Regions from separate parts of the Homo sapiens genome. Here region 1 is linked to region 2. A link is a contact called in ENCODE Hi-C or POLR2A ChIA-PET data. All regions are on one chromosome and are shown on one strand. Each heading gives the region's core, a stretch centred on a gene start or an enhancer-like site at or near the end of the contact. The rest is flanking DNA. Distances are from core to core; before and after follow the strand shown. Region 1 overlaps C1orf21 (chromosome 1 open reading frame 21). Region 2 holds the start of APOBEC4 (apolipoprotein B mRNA editing enzyme catalytic polypeptide like 4).

Region 1 (3,610 bases), core at 392-2,891, 840 kb after region 2:
TACAGATGGAGTCTGATGACTGGCACTTGTTGGTTTCATTTAAAACCTAGCATTTCACTTCATCCTAAGAAGCACTCGTTGACTACCTTGCATGAATTAGGTGCTGTGCTAGGCACGGAGGCTGTAAAGACGGGTTAAACCTGGTCCCTGCCTTTAAGGAACTGGTAAAGATGCAATAGATGGACATCTTGACAGAAAATGTCAGTACCATAGGGTGATAAGGCAAAAGGTCTCTTTTTCCAAGGAGTGGGGGAAGACTTGTAAAGAGGATGATTAAAGCCTCAGCTGAGTCTTAAAATATGAATACCAGCCAAAGGAACTAAGTGAGACAGAGCAGGAGGTTTAGGCTGAGAGTCAGTGAGAACAAAGGCTTAGAGGTACACCACACATACAATATAGCAGGGGAGACTGGGAAACTTTAACCAACTGGTGGAGACATAACTTTAGAGAATCTCACATTAACGGCAGGAGTCTTAAATATTTGAAAATTTTACTCTGGATTTTTTTTCAAGACACTTAAAAGCTCACATAGACAATGTAAGAATCATGTTAGGGATTGGCAGTTAGGTGAAGATTTAGAAAACAGAAAATTTGATGCTAATTCCTTAAGCTGTCTAAGTGTTCAGCCTCACCTCAGGTTAGATGATTATGAACCCTGAGTAATAATGCCAGAACATGGCCTTATGTAGATGAGACCGTTTACCAGGAAGGGTTAGTAATGATTATCTCTGGGTGGTGCTGATTACTAGTTAGTTTTTGTACTTCTTTTATATTTTCCAAATATTCTACATCCCTTTTTCTAAAGAAGTTTTGTGAAAAAAAAAAAGCATTTTATAACTATGTAGGTGGTGACATTGAGAAAGAACTTGTGGAGCAAGGTATAGTGGCTAATCATATTAATTTGGGAACCAAACTGATAGGTTCCTCATTTGTAAAATTGGAACCTACCTCATAAGATGCTATGAGGATTAAATGAATTAATAAGTAATAAAACACTTAAAATAATGCCTGGCACACAAAAAGTGCTGTATAAATAATCAGTGAACTTTATTTAGAAAGTTCTCTGGATTATTCTCTCATAAACAGCACATTTTCATCTTTATGACAGTAAAGTTTAGCATAGTGCTTTTTTTAATAAGAAGAATAAAAACTTCATTCAGAAAAAGCAAAACTTTTTCCTTAAAGTTCATTTACCTGCAGATATCATTAGTGTGTGTAGTACTTTCCTTCTTTCTTTTTTTTTTTTTTGAAACAGGTTCTGTCTCACTCTGGTTGCCCAGGCTGGAGTGCAATGGCACGATCCCAGCTCATTGCAGCCTCAACCTCCCAAGCTCAGGTGATTCTCCCACCTTAGCCTCCTAAATAGCTGGGACTACAGGTGCAAGCCCCCCATGCCCAGCTAATTTTTTGTATTTTTAGTAGAAACAGATTTTCACCATATTGCCCAGGCTGTTCTCGAACTCCTGAGCTCAAGCAATCTGCCCACCTTGGCCTCCCAAAGTGCTGGGATTACAGGCATGAGCCACTGTGCCCGGCCCTTTTCCTTTGTTTTTAGCAGTAACCGTTATGGTTACTTATAGCAAAGTTCTGGGCCACAGGCTATGAATCATCAATGACAGTGACCTTCGGGGCTTTGCTAGCTCACATGACACTGGTTAAGTGGTTTGGTTTCATTTTGCCTGTTTTCAGCCCTGCACCCAAGAGGTTGCTTAAGCTATGAGAACAAAAGTAAAGATAGGAAATAACTATGATATAATTCCATATCTCAAGTTTATTTTTAGCTAACGGGCCTTGTCTTGCTCTTCATTCTGAGGCGTAAAGTCTCTTAGGAAGAGAAGGAATCAGAAGCATGATGCAGAGTTTGACAATGACTAATTTGAAACGGAGCCATCTTCATTCTTTGTAACTTTAATCTCAATTTCTCAGTTTTTCTCAAATTTTCTACTGTAAGCAAACCTTCACAGAAATAACTCCTCTTAGAGATCACAGTGAGCTATGTGCTGTGTAAGGTTTTATTAGAACAAGCACATAAACAAAAACAAGTGGCTGTAAAGCCCAGTGAGCCCAGTTTATAGAGAAGCCATTGACTTGCCTGCAGAACCTGGTTACATTTGGATTCTGCCACAGAGTAACCATGCTACAGGGTGACCTCTGTGGGCTCTGGTTTCTGCGTCTTGGGAGTGAGTGGGTGGAACTGTGTGATTGCTATGGGAGTGTTGAGTGCTAATGTTCAAAGGTTCTATTTACCTGCTCCCCACACTATGGACAATTCACTCAACTGTGTGGTGTCAGTTTCTTTCCTGCAGTGGAGCCATTGGCAAGATTATATATGATTATTGCTTTGTTGATTGCTCTCAGAAAAAAATGGTGGTGGTGGTAGTGTTCAGCTATTAAAAGCTTTATGGTCCAGAGTTGACCAAATTGTTAATTGCATTGTGATATTTACTTTTTCAATGAAAAATTAGAAAGAAGTATCACCAATATCTTCTGTAGCTTCAGAACATTACCATGAGCCTGAAGGTGAGAAAGCTTGAAGTGTGTGGAGTTGTATCTCTGCTTCCACCTTGGCTGGCTGGTTTGTAAATTTATCTTTCATCCACTGATGCTTAAATTGGTGCTGTGCAGCTGCTGCTAGTCAGTGAAGGATTCCATTTGTTGGCTTTCTGTTTAAAGGTTTGTGGTAGAAGTCAGGGTAGGGTAGATTGGTCCTGTTGTTTGAAAAGGATAATGAAATATCTAATAGAAGACAGTTATAAACAAAATCTAGGCCAAAAGGAGAACATTTAATTTCCCAGGTTGCTGATTTTCTCAAGAGCTACTGTACTATGATCTGATCACTCTGAGAGTGTGGTTTTGTTTATTAACTTATATAGCTGTACTCTGTTGGTCCAGCCAGACTATAATAGGGCAAGAAGAAGTAAAAATTTACAGAAAGTCAGATTCTAAAGGATTATATTTCTGTGGCTATAATATTAAGTATATATAAAATTCTCTAAAATGTAACTCACAACACATGTTTAAACTATGAATAAAAATGGTCTTTGACAGTTTTTTAAAGGTTACATAATTAAAGTTTCTTGGTTGGAACAGCCATAGCTGGGGAAGATGCCTGCTGGAGAGGACACAGGCCGTGAGGAATACAATGTTTATAGTCAGCTTTCTTCATAGTAATAATCTGTGCTGGAAGCTATAATATAAATGTACATTTACATTTTATCTAAAAATAATTTTAAAAGTTTATGTACATGGCTATAAGCATTGAAGGTAAAAGAGTAAGGGTGAAGTGAAAAATCATGATGTTAAATAGCACATCTTTGAAGCTAATTAATTCCTTCAAATTGCAAAACAGTCACACGAGTACAAATCTTTATTTAGACTACGTTTGATTTTCATTTGAAAACCACATTCAAGACAAGCTAAATTACATTTAAATTCCCTTCCAGCTATAGATATGCATGCCTCACTGTATAAATGTCACTGTTGATTTTGATCTATAACCAAAGAAGAAATTGTCAAATTATGTATGAAATAGGATTTTATTTTTAATGTGGCACCAAGTATTTTTGCATTTATTGTGTTAGCTGTTTAACACAATATTTTTTCATTAACC
Region 2 (3,574 bases), core at 917-3,416:
TTTTTCTTATTGTATTTAGAAATGCCTTCCTCATCAAAGCATAATTAAGTATTCCCCATATTTTCTTCTAGTATTTATGGTTTCATTTTTTACATTTAACTTTGTCAGATAACAAAACTGATAAGGCAGAAAATTTAAATGAGGTAAACTGACCATTGCAACAGAATATATTTTTCACTTTTCAAAATCTCACTTATCATATCACAAGTATGAATACTTGTGCTAATAAATAAATTATGGCCTCTCATATGGAAGTGCTATGTTCACCTTCTGTCTTCCTCAGCCCACATCAGCTCATTCATTGCTGTATTTGATACAGCTTGATCTCTAGCCTGAAACCTGCAGAGTTCCTATGCTAATCCTATCCTGGGCAGAAAATATGTTAAAAGCCTCAATCCAGCTGTAGGTGGAATGTAGCTTTATTCATGTCACCATTATCTTAGTGGCTAATATCCTGCAGTAACTCTGGCACCACATACCCACCAGATTCTAGATTTCTCCTAGCCTCTGCTGTGTCATCTTAATCCATAGGATTGGACATTAGCTTTGTTTTTTCCTTAGTACTATATTTTCCTGATGTAACTGAATTCCTGCCTTGAGGCTTCCTAGACCTTGTCATAGCTTTCCTTCTAGAGAGCTGGATTTAACCCTTGGCAGTGGACGATCTCTTGGAACCTGACGCCATTTCCTGCTTACTCCCGAGCATTGTTTCCTCTCTGGACCTCCTCCTTGCTTAGCCTTCATCAGGCTGGATGGATCTCTCCATCAGAACTTGCCAAAACCAAGCCCAAACTTTCATGCTTTTTAATATTGTGCCCTTGATGTGGTCGACTTATGGGTGGTACACCGGACATCCAGGTTACTGCTCAGATTACAATTTCAACTCACCCATAGACAATTTACAGATTGATTTGGCTAAATGTTATGGAAACAGAACCAAAAGGCACTTTTCTGTCTTTATTACTATTTCTTAAGGTGATGTGTATGTGGAGTTAACTATATATAATGGTCCCATAATTACCCTTTTGGGAAACAAAAGTCTTTGTGTGTTTTTAGATAAAGGTAGCAAAATGGAAACTCCCTATTGCTTTTCTAAGCACGCCTTCCTTTGCACCCCCATCTTCTGTGGCTGTTTTAGCCAGAAATGATACATCATTACTGTCTTTAAGGAGATGGAGAGGACTGTGGCTTTAACACATAGTGGAGGGAGCTCTGTAGTCTCATTCTTGCTGACAACTTTTCAGTGTCAACCAACTATAGTTTCCTATTGGTGAAGTTTTCACTTTTTCAGAGTCTTTCTGGGCTTGTTCTTTGATCACCCTCATCTGAAGAGGAAGCAGGAAAGAACTGTTGCCCTCTTTGAACTCTTAGAGAATTCATGGTTTATTGTATCAATTTGTTATCGACCACAGATTATCTTGTTAACTTTTGGTATCTGTCATTTTATTCTCCCCAACCAGGTGGAAATGTACCCTGTTTAGGCCCAGGACCTACCTTAGCAACCTTGATTGGCTCACAAGCCAGGTTGCTTAAGACTTGTTTCCCCAGCAGCTGGTGTCCCTACTTCCTGCCTAGCCCTTTTCCTTTTGCTTTGTCTGTGCTTGGGAAATACATGTTATACTCTGTAGAGCAGATTTGCTGGCAGTAAGAACAGAGATGTGTAGAGCCCAGCGTGCTGGAGGGCTCTCTGCATCTGGCTGTGAGTGGCCCCTGGACTGGGACCGTGGGAGGACAGCTTTCCATAGTTTAACATAAATGAACCACACCATAAGGACAATCTGCTCTCATTTCACTCAACTAGGATTTAGTGAGTACTGTTAAAGCACAGTTTGCACTGGAGTAATTGGAGAATGGAGTTTGCCCTTCACAATCTGTGCACAATCTGTTAGCAGCTAAAAACAAATGTTAGCAGTTATAATTACCATCAATTTGTCTCCAGGCTTGGATCACATTCCAGGTGTTAGAAGAGATGGTCCATTTCCTTTTTTTTCTCCTTTAAGTCCCATGCCCTGTTTCAAGTAGCTTCAGAAGGCAATTGTGCTGTAAAGATTCACCTTGTAATGGGTTCAGGACTCTTTCACAGTTTGTGTCTATTCGTTCATTTGAACTTTGCTGTTCCAAGTTAGAAAGCCCTTGCTGAGGTGTGGCTACCTCTAAGAACACTGTTGATTGGGTGCCATGGTAACGTTTGCAAAGTAGCTACTGCTAGGATACAGCTCTGACACTTATTACTTTATTTGCATATCAAGCCACCTGTTCCAAAGATGAAAATATACAGGACTGCATATCCCAGTCTGGGTAAAAGGATAATAGCTGACTGTTGAAGAGAACATGTTGCAGTTTTTCTCCTGCTAGCTGAAGAATCAAGTTCTGAGGGCCTGCTCCTCAGCACCTTTCTCCTGGTCTAGAGTAGGTGCCAGGCCTGGCGGTTCTGTTGCCTGCGTGGGTGCCAGGGCTTCTCCTTGGGAGGCTTGCCCTCTGTGAGAGGGAGCAGAGAGTTGACTTCCTCCAAGAGGCCCATAGTCCCTGAAGGGGGTGTTTTTGATTCTGTCTAAACCTAGGCTATGTGTTAGCGGTTTCCCTCCTCTTAGAAATTGCCTGGAAGACTCTTGCTATTGGTATGTATGTGGTTCCCTCCAGTTTAAGACAAGATTTGTTCCAGGATCGGTTGTAGCCCCTTCTCTGTGGCTAACGGAAGAGCCACTTGTCCTTCTCCATTCTTTTCCTTAGTCTCCCTTGACCCCCACATCATCTCCTAGACACAAGGCACATTGATAGTCACAATTCACTGTCAATCACTCTGGATTATTCCCTCATTCCCCTTTCCCAGGCCACCTGAAGGAGTGAGTGGGGATTGCTATTGTGTACATTCCAGTAATAACTATTGGCTGTAAGCAGACATACTCTAAAAATAACTCAGGGATACTGAGCACCCAGAGGGCACCTTCTGTCTTCTCGAAGCTTCGCCACGCCTGTTTCCACTGTCAGACTTCCAGTCTGCACCACAGCACACATCCTTTCTCATCCAGAGTGCTCCTACTAGACGAGATGTTTTTGTCTCCTAAGGGCCTCAGGTGTATTCATGAACTCCTCAGCTGGTTATTTTCAGTTTCATCTTCCTTGGTGCTTGCTCTGGCACATGGTCACTGCTGCATCCTGTCCCTTCCCCACAGTTTGCCATGGGTCATCCCTTTTTTCTCATTGCTTGCATCTTCTAACTGAATGAACTTGTAAATATGGAACTGAAAGTCAATCCTCATAGCTCATCTTTTATTTAATCCTAATAAATGACAATCTATTGCAAACATTACTTTAAAAATATTACTTATCAAAAGCTGGGTGAAAGGATAATAGCTGACTGTTGAAGAGAACATGTTGGGGTTTTTCTCCCGCTAGCTGAAGAATCAAGTTCTGAGGGCCTGCTCAGTTCTGTAAGAAAGTATTAGCTGTCTGACAGGTTCCAGTGAGGGGAGGAAAAGACAAAAAATATAGTCCCCAAATCTGCACCAGCATCCCATGTGCACTGTGCACCTTCCATGGTGGATTAGATGCTCAGCAAATGATATACCTATGG

Evidence for each region. Hi-C counts contacts between places; a loop is a spot of excess contacts on that map. ChIA-PET counts read pairs that join two places held with the same protein, here RNA polymerase II (POLR2A). Pooled maps may share reads with other maps.
Region 1: a loop to region 2 is called in a map with no recorded cell type, with 3 times the contacts of the local background. The contact joins the enhancer-like site here to the promoter of APOBEC4 in region 2. A Hi-C loop is called at or near these places in 1 of 37 single-sample maps with no recorded cell type and 3 of 50 pooled maps. POLR2A ChIA-PET finds 5 or more read pairs at or near these places in 1 of 52 experiments (WTC11).

The regions. Positions count from the first base shown.
Region 1 is chr1:184,490,115-184,493,724 of GRCh38, forward strand. All of the region lies in intron 2 of C1orf21 (chromosome 1 open reading frame 21), which reads left to right. Among named protein-coding and RNA genes, the nearest start is that of C1orf21, 100 kb to the left of the region's middle. Within about 2 kb of position 1,642, at least 22 of the 41 ENCODE cell types and tissues checked have a DNase peak (open chromatin) inside an H3K27ac peak, as active enhancers do.
Region 2 is chr1:183,651,150-183,654,723 of GRCh38, forward strand. APOBEC4 (apolipoprotein B mRNA editing enzyme catalytic polypeptide like 4) reads right to left here and starts at 2,167. Exons shown (of 2, transcript NM_203454.3): 1 at 1,923-2,167. It also overlaps a transcript of RGL1 not described here.